Linked DNA regions of Homo sapiens: region 2 is linked to region 1. Evidence: chromatin contacts called from ENCODE Hi-C or POLR2A ChIA-PET data. All regions are on one chromosome and are shown on one strand. The core of a region is the stretch at or near the end of the contact, and the rest is flanking DNA. Distances in the headings are between cores, read along the strand shown. Region 1 overlaps METTL16 (methyltransferase 16, RNA N6-adenosine). Region 2 overlaps PAFAH1B1 (platelet activating factor acetylhydrolase 1b regulatory subunit 1).

The links. Hi-C counts contacts between places; a loop is a spot of excess contacts on that map. ChIA-PET counts read pairs that join two places held with the same protein, here RNA polymerase II (POLR2A). Pooled maps may share reads with other maps.
Region 2: a pooled map shows a loop between it and region 1 (2.8-fold over the local background). The contact joins two enhancer-like sites. A Hi-C loop is called at or near these places in 1 of 168 maps with a recorded cell type or tissue (endothelial cell of hepatic sinusoid) and 2 of 50 pooled maps. POLR2A ChIA-PET finds 5 or more read pairs at or near these places in 6 of 52 experiments (A673, K562, MCF 10A and 3 more).

Annotation. Positions count from the first base shown.
Region 1 is chr17:2,487,663-2,494,369 of GRCh38, reverse strand. All of the region lies in intron 2 of METTL16 (methyltransferase 16, RNA N6-adenosine), which reads left to right. Among named protein-coding and RNA genes, the nearest start is that of METTL16, 21 kb to the left of the region's middle. RefSeq lists an enhancer at 3,204-3,273 and a silencer at 4,933-5,032. Within about 2 kb of position 3,074, at least 9 of the 41 ENCODE cell types and tissues checked have a DNase peak (open chromatin) inside an H3K27ac peak, as active enhancers do.
Region 2 is chr17:2,619,820-2,626,486 of GRCh38, reverse strand. The region is part of intron 1 of PAFAH1B1 (platelet activating factor acetylhydrolase 1b regulatory subunit 1); the gene reads right to left. Among named protein-coding and RNA genes, the nearest start is that of PAFAH1B1, 29 kb to the right of the region's middle. Within about 2 kb of position 2,031, at least 5 of the 41 ENCODE cell types and tissues checked have a DNase peak (open chromatin) inside an H3K27ac peak, as active enhancers do.

The DNA.
Region 1 (6,707 bases), core at 1,825-4,324:
CCCTAAATATATATACCTACCATGTACCCACAAAAATTAGTAAATCTTGACTGGGCACAGTGGCTCACGCCTGTAATCCCAGCACTTTGGGAGGCCAAGGTGGGTGGATCACTTGAGGCCAGGAGTTTGAGACCAGCCTGGCCAACATGGAGAAACCCCATCTCTACTAAAAATACAAAAATTAACCTCCCAGCGACTCGGGAGGCTGAGGCATGAGGATCACTTGAACCCAGGAGATAGAGGTTACGGTGAGCCAAGATTGCACCACTGCACTCCAGCCAGGGCAACAGAGCGAGACTCTGTCAAAAACAAAAAGAAAAGAAATTAAAAGTAATCTTTAAAAAGTTTTTTAAAAAGACTTGTTACAGGGAAGAAGAAATGTGTCTGTGAGGCGATGGGAAGAGGATACGGCAGTCTTGAGGAGAACTTCCTTGTTTTTCTTTTAGAGATGAGAGCAATGTGAGCCTATTTATAGTTGCAACCTCGCATGGTTCGCAGGAACCTGTGGTAGACATAGGAGAGTCTACCTTGGTGTAAATGACCTGGCAGCTCCCAGAAATCTTCCCCCTTCCTGCTTAGGTAGGAGTTGTTGATGATTGTCTGCACTGGTAGAATGTTCTTCATTTTTACAATGGTTTTTTTTTTTTTTTTGAGACAGAGTCTCACAGCGTCACCCAGACTGGAGTGCAGTGGCCCAATCTCGGCTCACTGCAACCTCCACCACCTGAGCTCAAGCAATTCATGTGCCTCAGTCTCCTGAGTAGCTGGAATTATAGGCATGTGCCACTACAGCTGGCTAATTTTTGTATTTTTAGTAGAGATGGGGTTTTACCATGTTGGTTAGGCTGGTCTCGAACTCCTGACGTCAAGTGATCCGCCCGCTTTGGCCTCCCAAAGTGCTGGGATTACAGGTGTGAGCCACAGCGCCCAGCCTACAATGGCTTTGTATTTAATTCTGTCAGTTGTATTAAAGAAGAATTACTGGGCTGGGTGTGGTGGCTGCCTGTAATTCCAGCACTTTGGGAGGCCAAGGCGGGCGGATCATGAGGTCAGGAGATCAAGACTATCCTGGCTAACACAGTGAAACCCCATCTCTACTAAAAATACAAAAAAATTAGCCGGGCGTGGTGGCACGCACCTCTAATCCCAGCTACTCAGGAGGCTGAGGCAGGAGAATGGCATGAACCCGGGAGGCGGAGCTTGCAGTGAGCTGAAATTGTCTCAAAAAAAAAAAAAAAAAGAAGAATCACCAAAATATAAACTCAACTAATGATGGAAAAGAAATGTCACACAAAACATTAGACCTTCAGTGGGTCAGAGTGTCACTTATTTGCTTAACTCCTAAGTGGTCTCTTAAGGGAATCAGGGGTGTTTTGGAAAGGGGACATTTCTAAGTTAGTCTTGTTAAGTATCAGTCTTGAGGGTGCCAGTTCCAGCTGTGTTTTTTTTGTTGTTTTTTTTTTTTTTTTTTTGAGACGGAGTCTTGCTCTGTTGCCCAGGCTGGAGTGCAGTGGCGTGTTCTTGGCTCACTGCAACCTCTGCCTCCTGGGGTTCAAGCAATTCTCCTGCCTCAGCGTCCTGAGTTGCTGGGATTATAGGTGCCAACCACCACACCTGGCTAATTTTTTTATTTTTTATTTTTAGTAGAGACGGGGTTTCACCATGTTGGCCAGGCTGGTCTCAAACTCCTGACCTCTTGATCCACCTGCCTCAGCCTCCCAAAGTGCTGGGATTACAGGTGTGAGCCACTGTGGCCGGCCTTAGCTGTGAGATTTTATGTAATTTTCTTAGCTTTACTGAGACTGAATCTTCTCACCTGAAAAGGAGGGATGAGAGGACATCCTCATGAAGGTTAGCAGTTGTGTAGAATGACTAGCATTCTATGGACACTGAGTTCATGGTAGGTGCTCATATTGTTGTTAAGCCTGGTATAAGTAAGGTGGCAAGGATTGCTACTCTGATATCTTATTTTTCTCCCCTGCATGTCACTGCTTTGTTATAATCATATCTGACCATTGCAATTAGATTTTAGTTTGTGTTTTTTCACAATAATCAGTTCCATAGGGACAGCCTACAATTTAGTTCAGCACTGTCAGTTCAGCTTGAATAGAATGTGACACTTAACCGATTTGTTTTTATTTATTTATTTGTTTATTTTTGAGACGGAGTCTTGCTCTGTCGCCCAGGCTGGAGTGCAGTGGCGCAATCTCGGCTCACTGCAAGCTCCGCCTCCCAGGTTCACGCCATTCTCCTACCTCAGCCTCCCGAGTAGCTGGGACTACAGGCACCCGCCACCACGCCCGGCTAATTTTTTGTATTTTTAGTAGAGACAGGGTTTCACCGTGTTAGCCAGGATGGTCTCGATCTCCTGACCTCGTGATCCGTCAGCCTTGGCCTCCTAAAGTGCTGGGGTTACAGGCGTGAGCCACCGCGCCCAGCCCTATTTGTTTTTATTTTTATTTATTTTAACTGATTTTTTTTTTTTTTTTTTTTGTGAGACGGTGTCTCGCTCTGTCGCCCAGGCTGGAGTGCAGTGGCGCGATCTCGGCTCACTGCAAGCTCTGCCTCCCAGGTTCATGCCATTCTCCTGCCTCAGCCTCCGGAGTAGCTGGAACTACAGGCTCCCACCACCACGCCTGGCTAATTTTTTGTATTTTTAATAGAGACGGGGTTTCACCGTGTTAGCCAGGATGGTCTCCATCTCCTGACCTCGTGATTCACCCGCCTTGGCCTCCCAACGTGCTGACATTACAGGTGTGAGCCACCGTGCCCGGCCAACTGATTTGTTTTTAAACCAAAGACCTAGCATGGAAGGGCTTTATCATGCTGGGTAGACTGTACCATTTTTAGCACCTCAGTGACCATCTAAAGACTAGAAACCAACCTTGGAGTAACACTGGGAGGCTTTTGGCTTTTGTTTTTGTTGCATCAGGTTCAGCTTCTACAGGATTAGAATGATTGTTATTTTAACAATGGATTACAGAAATGTGTCTGTTCAAAATCCATCTGTAATGGTAATACTGTATTCATCAGTGGTAGAGCAGGAGTCATTCTGGGGAAATCGGCCATGAGCCTGTTGACAATAGGCTATTTTGGGAAGCTGAATGTGTTAAACAAACAACAAAGACTGAAAATGAATAAACTGCTGATTTTCACGTGAGAGCTAATTTTAGTTCCTGGGCCTCCCTGTGATCTCTGAAATGAGAATGAGAAAAGATCTTGCCTGTCTGTGTTCAGGTTTTTTGAATGTCCCAGAGTGCTAACGTGACCTAGATTCTTAACTAGTGAAGTCGAGTGACTTGACTTTGCCCAACAAAAGTATTTTTGACACTCAGACTAGTGTCTGGATCTTTTCAGAAAAGAAAATAAACAACAAAGTCTAACAATCAGCTCTTCATTGGTGTTCACTTTATTTCCTTCCATGAAACTAGCCTCAGCTTAATGTCTTGTACTTTTTTAGGATATAGTTCCTTGTGAATAAATTGTGTGCTCTAGTTCATCATTTTGTAAGTTGAATATATATATATATTTGAATAACAAGAATTGTTTATGTAAGCAACAACTTTCTTTGAAGGCCCTTGGAAAACATTAATTACATTGTTCTCTTGCCCAAAATGTCTCTTGAAGCTTTATGATGAGCCCTACAGCTGCAGCACTATCTTTTGGTGATTGCTGTCACTGTGTTACAGAGAGCAGATATTCTAGAACCAAGGACCTGTTTTCTGGTTTTCAAAAAAGGAATTATTTTTTACTATACAGACATTATAGACCCCTTAATGGGAAAATTAGAGAAATATATTTTTCCTAACTACATTTATAATGGTAATGTCACATACATACAAAAAGTCAGTTCTTTCACCCTAAAAGATGAAATTAGTCCGTAATCTCATCTTTCTAAGCCCTTGTCTTTATTCATACGTAGGAATTTTTGTGGTTGTAGTTGTAGTTACATACAATCATTCGTCGTCTTCTCCCCCATTTGACATTATACTGTAAGCATTTTGCATAAAGTTACAAAAGCTGTAATACATCCCCCCAAGCGAGTACAGTGCAGTCATTAAAAAGAATAAGACTGGGCTGATCCACATACACTTGTATGAAGAGAGTTTACATATTTAGTTAAAAAAAAAGTGGAATTATGTAATTAAATGTGTTTAGATAATACAGAAATGTGAGGTGAAGGAAGTCTCCACCCGACGCATCTACCCACCTGCGTGCATATCGAGTCCCTACTTACCTTCCAGACTTTTCCTCTGCATCTGTTTATACAGGGTCTTTTTGTTTTGTTTTTACAAGAATGCAATCAGAATGTACATATATACTTCTACTCAACTTCTTTTTCAAACGTAATATATTGAGGAACGCTCTTCATACAAGTATATGTAGATCAGCCTAATCTTATTCTTTGTAATAACTGTATAGGATTTTCTTGCATGGTTATATTATAGCTTATTTAGCCAATTCCATACTGATTACTTTTAGGTTGTTCCTAAATTTTCTGTAGTACAAAACTTAAATTTAACAGTTCCTCTTTTATCACTGGACTTATTTTTCTTTCTTTTTAAGCTTCACTGAATTTAGGGTAAGTCACTGGGCATTGCTAGGAAATCGCAGTATTCGTTTTTTTTTTTTTTTTTGAGTCTCGCTCTGTCATCCAGGCTGGAGTGCAGTGGCGTGATCTTGGCTCACTGCAACCTCCACCTCTCAGGTTCAAGCGATTCTCCTGCCTCAGCCTCCTTAGTAGCTGGGGTTACAGGCACGTGCCACCACGCCCAGCTAATTTTTTTTGCATTTTTAGTAGAGACGGGATTTCACCGTCTCTATTAAATGGCGATTACAGTTGCCTGCCACCACGCTCGGCTAATTTTTGTACTTTTAGTGGAGACGGGGTTTCACCGTGTTGGCCAGGCTGCTCTCAAACTCCTGACGTCAGGTGACCTGCCTGCCTCGGCCTACCAAAGTGCTGGGATTACAGATGTGAGCCACTGCGCCCGGCCGAAATCACAGTATTCTTAACTATGCCTGGAAAGGGCAAAGAGGTGTTTGGATGACTAGATTTTTCTTTTCTGTTAGTTGCTCTTTAGTTAGCATAGGAATGGCATTTAAAAGATCAGCCTGAAGGCCTGGCTTCAAGCTGCTTTATGCTTGTAATCACAACATTTTGGGAAGCTATTGCTTGAGGCCAGGAGTTCAAGATCAGCCTGGTCAATATAGTGAGACCCCTTCTCTACAAAAAATAAAAAAAAATAAAAAAAAAAGAATGAAAAGTTTAGCTTGATTGATCGAGGTACAATTTTTTATTTTGCCAGTAGGATTTTGGATTCTTTGGTTAACTTAGGGTTATCAGTAATGGTTGTTTCCATTGTTTCAGGATCTGTGTTTTTGTATATTACTATCTAATTGCTTATTTGACCCATGAGAGTGTTTAAAAAGTGGACATTTTCTTCAATAAGTCTTCTGTATCAGAGAGTTGAAAAGTGGGAAGGATGTCAGTACAGTACGCGAATAATAATTTAAGGCCACTTAATTTTTTTTATTGTTGTGAGAAACGCAACGTAGAATGTCCCATCTTAATCCAGTTTAAGTGTACAGTGTGTTAACCCTGTGCTTGTTGTTGTGCAGATTTCTAGAACCTTTTCATGAGTTAGACTACTTTAGATACCTTTACCTTAAAGTAGAATCATGCAGTATTTGTTGTTTTTGACTCGCTTATTTCACTTAGCTTGATATCCTCAAAGACTTATCCATGTTCTAGCACGTGACAGGATTTCCTTTTTTTTGTTTTTTTTAATTTGTTTTTTTGGTGGGTGGGGAACGGAGTCTTGCTCTGTTGCCCAGGCTGGAGTGCAGTGGCACTATCTCTGCTCACTGCAACCTATCCGCCTCCCGGGTTGAAGCGATTCTCCTGCCTCAGCCTCCCGAGTAGCTGGGATCATAAGCGCCCACCACCAAGCCTGGCTAATTTTTGTATTTCTAGTAGAGATGGGGTTTCACCATATTGGCCAGGCTGGTCTCAAACTCCTGACCTCAGGTGATCTGCCCACCTCAGCCTCCCAAAGTGTTGGGATTACAGGCGTGAGCCACTGCGCCGGGCTGGGATTTCCTTCTTTTTAAAGGCAGAATAGTATTCCATTTTGTGTATATACCACATTTGCTTTATCTGTTAATCTGTCAGTGGACCTTTAGGTTGCTTTCACCTCTTGGCTGTTGGGGTTAATGCTGCAGTAAATATGGGTGTGCAGATATCTTTTTGAGGTCCTGTTTTCAAATCTTTTGAGGTTTTTTTCATTTTTTAGAGTTGAAATTGTCTATATTTAAGGTGTACTGCATGATTTTTATTTTATTTTATTTATTTTATTTTATTTGAGACTGGGTCTTGCTCTGTTGCCTGGGCTGGAATACAGTGATGCGATCACAGCTCACTGTAGCCTTGACCTCCTGTGCTGAGTGATCCTCCTGCCTCAGCCTCCTGAGTAGCTAAGATTATAGGTGTCTGCCACCACATCTGGCTAATTTAAAATTTTTTTTTGTAGAGACAGGGTCTCTTTTTGTTGCCCAGGCTGGTCTTGAACTCCTGGGCTCAAGCAATCCTCCCGCCTCAGCCTCCCACAGTGCTGGGATTACAGGTGTGAGCTTCCACACTCTGCCCTCATTTAATCTTTAGCTGATTCCACAGTGGTTTCTAACTCTACCACTACCAAAGCAGC
Region 2 (6,667 bases), core at 782-3,281, 130 kb before region 1:
ACATAGTAGCTAACATCTAAGGCACCCTTTAACTCAGATTATTTCAGCCTGTGAATTTTCTAACTTTAACCTTTCCAACCTTTAACATGTATTTTTGCTATCAGAAAGCACAAGTATATGATTGAGTTATCATACTTATTTTAAGAATACAATTTTACCTTTCCAGTTGCCTTTTAATGGTTAACACATAATCGCAAAATACCACATGAAAACAGAAATAATTTTTTTTTTTTTTGAGACGGAGTCTCACTGTCGCCCAGGCTGGAGTGCAGTGGCGTGATCTCGGCTTACTGCAACCTCTGCCTCCTGGGTTCAAGCGATTGTTTTGCCTCAGCCTCCCGAGTAGCTGGTATTACAGGTGCATACCACTATGCCTAGCTAAATTTTTTTGTATTTTTAGTAGAGACAGGGTTTCACCATGTTGGTCAGGCTGGTTCCCAACTCCTGACCTCAAGTGATCCACCTGCCTTGGCCTCCCAAAGTGCTGGAATTACAGGCATGAGCCACCACGCCTGGCTTTTATTAACGTTTTTCTGTTTTTCTTGAGACAGGGTCCTCACTCTGTCACTCAGGCTAGAGAGCAATGGCATGATCGATCATAGCTCACTGCAGCCTCTAACTCCTAGGCTCAAGAGATCCTCCTACCTTAGCCTCCTGAGTAGCTGGGACAACAGATGCATGCCACCATGCCTAGCTAATTTTTTCTTTTTACCCCCAACCTCCGCTAGAGACGGGGTCCCGCTATGTTGCCTAGGCTGGTCTTTAATTCCTGGGCTCAAGCGATTCTGTCACCTCGGCCACCCAAAGTGCTGAGATTACAGGAAAGAGCCTCCATGCCCAGCCTCTAATAAATGGTTCTTAAATGGAGTAAACATTTTTTAAAGAAAGAGTTTAGAATATTTTGCAACGAACAATCTACATTAACCAACAGTACAAATAAATCAGGCAATATTTTCATACTACCTGGTATAGAAGTTCTTAACCTTTTTTGAGGTTACTGGACTCCTTTGAGAATATAATGAAAGCTAAGATCTTTCCTCTCAAAGAAGCACATATGAAAATAAACAAAATATTGCATGTATTTTAAGGGGGTTCACAAATCTTTCCAAAGTCAAAATAACGAATAAGAAGATTTAATATTTTTGAAATGTATTTTGGCAGTATTCCAATATTCTTTTAAGCTACTTGCATATATGACAAACAAAATTCAAAGAGTCTGATTTTTTCATTTGCATGTCAATATCCAGACTTTCTTAGACTGATATCAAGGACACTGTTGCTTAAGCACTAGAAACAGAGGCTTTAGTATGCTTTTGGAATGCAGAATTCTTAAGCATTCTCTAGTCTAATACTATATCCACGTATCTGCTATCCAATGCAGCATCTAAGACAACAATGTGTTTATTGCTAGGGTAAGTACCCCACCACAAAAAGAGAAAGTGGAAGAGTTAAAAAAAAAAAAATAGAAAGTATAAATAATTATATGTTAACAGTAGAGGCGCAATGACATGAAAATGGAAATCATCGGATTTATTATCAGATGTAGAAGGAAGAAATAAAGACTTATCCGGTAATTCATCAATTATCAATGGTTCCTAACCTCAAACTGTCACTTGCCAAAGCTTTATTTAAAAGGTCAGCAGAGGCCGGGCACAGTGGCTCAAGCCTGTAATTCCAATATTTTGATGGACCGAGGCATGCAGATCGCTTGAGCCCAGGAGTTCAAGACTAGCCTGGGCAACACAGAGAAACCAGGTGATATGGTTTGGCTGCGTCCCCACAGAAATCTCAACTTGACTTGTATCTCCCAGAATTCCCATGTGTTACGGAAGGGACCCAGCGGGAGGTAACTGAATCACGGGGCCAGTCTTTCCTGTGCTATTGTTGCGATAGTAAGTCTCACAAGATCTGACAGGTTTATCAGGGGTTTCCATTTTTGCTTCTTCCTCATTTTTCTCTTGCCCCTGACATGTAAGAAGTGCCTTTCACTTCCTATCATGATTCTGAGGCCTCCCCAGCCATGTGGAACTACAAGTCCAATTAAACCTTTTCTTGTTCCCAGTTTCGGGTATGTCTGTATCAGCAGCAAGAAAACGAACTAATACAGTAAACTGGTAACAGTAGAACGCGGAATTGCTGAAAAGATACCCGGAAATGAGGAAGTGACTTTGGAAGTGGGTAACAGGCAGAGTTTGGAACAGTTTGGAGGGCTCAGAAGACAGGAAAACCTGGGAAAGTTTAGAATCTCCTAGAGACTTGTTGAATGACTTTTACAAAAATGCTGATGGTGATATGAACAATAAGGTCCAGGCTGAGGTGGTCTCAGATGGAAATGAGGAGTTCGTTGGGAACTGGAGCAAAGGTGACTCTTATTATGTTTTAGCAAAGAGACTGGCAGCATTTTGCCCCTGCCCTAGAGATTTGTGGAACTTTGAACTTGAGAAAGATGATTTAGGGTATCTGGCAAAAGAAATTTCTAAGCAGTAAAGCATCCAAAAGGTGACCTGGGTGTTTGAAAAGTATTTCGTTTTCAAAGGGAAGCAGAGCAACCAGGGGCAGTGGCTCACGCCTGTAATCCTAGCATTTTGGGACGCCAAGGTGGGCGGATCCTCTGAAGTCAGCAGTTTCGAGACCAGCCTGGCCAACATGGTGAAACCCCATCTCTACTAAAAACACAAAAATTAGCCAGGAGTGGTGGCTAATCCCAGCTACTGTGGCTGGGATCCCAGCTACCTGGAGGCTGAGGCAGGAGAATCACTTCAACCCAGGAGGTGGAGGTTTCAGTGAGCAGAGATCGCACCACTGCAGTCCAGCCTGGGCGACAGAGCAAGACTCCATCTTTAAAAAAAAAAAAAACGGGGAAGTAGAGCATGAAAGTTTAGAAAATTTGCAGCCTGACTATATGATAGAAAAAAAAACAACATTTTTTGGCCAGACGCAGTGGCTCACGCCTGTAATCCCAGGACTTTGGGAGGCCAAGGCGGGTAGATCACAAGGTCAGGAGATTGAGACCATCCTGGCTAACATGCTGAAACCCTGTCTCTACTAAAAATACAAAAAATTAGCCGGGTGTGGTGGTGGTCACCTGTAGTCCCAGCTACTCGGGAGGCTGAGTCAAGAGAATGGCATGAATCCAGGAGGCGGAGCCAAGATCATGCCACTGCACTCCAGCCCGGGCGACAGAGTGAGACTCCCTCTCAGGGAAAAAAAAAAAAAAAAAAAAAAGAAAGGAAAAACCCATTTTCTGGGGAGAAATTCAAGCTGGCTGCAGAAATCTGCATAAGAAGCAAGGAGCCTAATGTTAATCCCCAAGACTATGGAGAAAATGTCTCCAGTCCATGTCAGAGAACTTCCTGGCAGCAGCCCCTCCCATCACAGGCCTGGAGGCCCAGGAGAAAAAAGTGGTTTCATGAGCTGGGCCCAGGGTCCCCATGCTGTGTGCAGCCTAGGGACTTGGTACCCTGTGTCCCAGCCACTCCAGCTGTGGCTGAAAGGGGCTGACGTACAGCTCAGGCTGTGGCTTCAGAGGGTGGAAGCCCCAAGCCTTGGCAGCTTCCACGTGGTGTTGAGCAAGTGGGTTCACAGAAGTCAAGAATTGAGGTTTGGGAACCTCCAACTTGATTTCAGAAGATGTATGGAAACGTCCAGATGCCCAGGCAAAAGTTTGCTGCAGGGACAGGGCCCTCATGGAGAACCTCTGCTAAGGCAGTGCTGAAGGGAAATGTGGGGTCAGAGCCCCCCATACGAGTCCCTACTGTGAGTCCCAGCTGTGAGAAGAGGGCCACTGTCTTCCAGACCCCAGAATGGTAGATCCACCGACAGCTTGCACTGTCGCCTGGAAAAGCTGCAGACACTCAAGGCCAGCCGGTGAAAGCAGACAGGAGGGAGGCCGTACCCTGCAAAGCCGCAGGAGCAGAGCTGCCCAAGACCATGGGAACCCACCTCTTGCATCAGCGTGACCTGGATCTGAGACCTGGAGTCAAAGGAGATTATTTTGGAGCTTTAAAATTTGACTGTCCCGCTGGATTCTGGACTTGCATGGGCCCTGTAACCCCTTTGTTTTAGCCAATTTCTCCCATTTGGAATGGCTGCATTTACCCAATACCTATACCCCCATTGTATCTAGGAAGTAACTAGTTTGCTTTTCATTTTACAGGCTCATAGGCAGAAGGGACTTGCCTTGTCTCAAATAAGACTTTGGACTGTGGACTTTTGGGTTAATGCTGAAATGAGTTAAGACTTTGCAGGACTGCTGGGAAGGCAAGATTGGTTTTGAAAGGGAGGACATGAGATATGGAGGGACCAGGGGTGGAATGATATGGTTTGGCTGTGTCCTCACCCAAATCTCAACTTGCACTGTAGCTCTCAGAATTCCCACGTGTTGCAGGAGAGACCCAGGGGGAGGTAACTGAATCATGGAGGCTGGTCTTTCCCATGCTATTCTCGTGATAGTGAATAAGTCTCACGAGATCGGATGGGATTATCTTGTTTCTGGTTTTGCTTCTTCCTCATTTTTCTCTTGCCACCACAATGTAATAGGTGCCTTTCGCCTCCTGCCATGATTCTGAAGCCTCCCCAGCCATGTGGAACTGTAAGTCCAATTAAACCTCTTTTTGTTCCCAGTTTCGGTTATGCCTTTATCAGCAACGTGAAAACGAACGAATACATACACCCCATCTCTACTAAAAAATACAAAAATCAGCTGGACATAGTGGCGCACGCCTGTAGTCTCAGCTACTCAGAAGGCTGAGGTGGGAGGGCAACACCTGGGATGCAGAGGTTGCAGTGAGCTGAGATGACGCCACTGCACTCCAGCCTGGGCAACAGAGGGTGACCCTGTCTCAAAAAAAAAAAAAAAAAAAAAAAAAAAAAAAAAAAAGACAGATTATCTACCATGCTTGAATAGCACGTATTATATATTATGGCTCTTAATCCAAATATTTTCCAGATGCAGCAATGAAGCAAGGCAGAAGTTATTCTCAGTCAAGAACTAAGTATCTTTTCAGGCCAGTTGCTTTCAAGAATCTGTTAAGCAATGTTTCCTGATAAGCTGGGTTCCATGACACCTTGCAAGTTACCAGATGTTTAGAATAGTAATTCCACATGGATGGAACTGGAGGCCATTATCCTTAACAAACTAACACAGGATTGCAAAGCCAAATAGCGCATGTTCTCACTTACAAGCGGGAGCTAAATGATGAGAACATGTGGACACATAGAGGGAAACCACACACACTGGGGCCTTTCGGAGGGTGAAGGATGGTAGGAGGGAGAGAATCAGCAAAAATAACGAATGGGTACTAGGCTTAACCTATGTAACAAACCTGCACATATACACCTCAACTTAAAAAAAAAAGGTAGTTTCAAAATAACAGCATTTTTTCAAATTCATTTATGAGACAGAAGATTTTTATTAATATGTATGACTATTCATATCACAGATATACTCTTGTTTTCAACAATTTTTGCCATTTTATTCAATTATCTTTAGTTTTGTACACAATCTATTAAAGGAAAAAATCTATTTTTTAAAAAAGCTGGTAAAGAATTAAAGATGTTTTGCCTACAATTTAGTGAATTAAAATCTGAATTTCAGTTAGAAAAGTAAAAGCAACTTTTTTTTTGAGACAGAGTTTTGCTCTTGTCACCCAGGCTGGAGTGCAATGGTGTGATCTCGGCTCACCGCAACCTCTGCCTCCCAGGTTCAAGTGATTCTCCTACCTCAGCCTCCCGAGTAGCTAGGATTACAGGTACGCGCCACCATACCCAGCTAATTTTTGTATTTTTAGTAGAGACGGGGTTTTACCATGTTGGCCAGGATGGTATCAATCTCTTGACCTTGTGATCTACCGACCTCGGCCTCCCAAAGTGCTGGGATTACAGGCATGAGCAACGGCGCCCGGCCACGCTACTTTCTTAGTTATGCTGGTTCTACAAGCTTTTTAAAACCAGACAAAAACTTAAACAGCACAGACAACCAGCATCCAACAGAAAAGAGACATAAAACTTGTTTATTCACTTTTAAGTCTTAATGTTCCTACCTAATAATCTATTTTTTAGATAATCAAAAAAGAATCAAACCAAAATATTATAAGATACTGAGTTAAGTTACAACAAAGTCACAAAAAGTAAAGAGAATTAGATAGGAATCTGATGTTTATAAACAATCTGTACATTTCCATTCTAAGGTGAATGTTACAGTTACAAGAATGTTCTGAATGCAGCATAAAGCAACATTACCTTACTTTAGGCTTAGACAATCAACTCACCAAATGCTTGGGGAATCTCACCTAAAGTTCTAAGCTACAAGGAACAAAATTTAATCAAAATAAGAGATTACGCACTTTCTTCTGAATATACTAAAAATCAGGTAGAATTTATCAAGTAGCATTTATGAAAATATGGGGCTGGGGCATATTTGTGGGGGCATATTACAAAGAGGCCAGGGCCAGAGGATTGCTTCAATCCAGGAGTTCAAAACCAGGCTGGGCAACACAGCAAGACCACATCTCCACAAAGAATAATAATAAAAAAATAATAATTAGCCAAGCATAGTGGTGCATGCCTGTGGTCCTAGCTACATAGGAGACTGAAGCAGGAGAATATCTGGGCCCAGGAATTTGAGGTTACAGTGAGCTACGATCAAACCACGGTACTCCAGCATGGG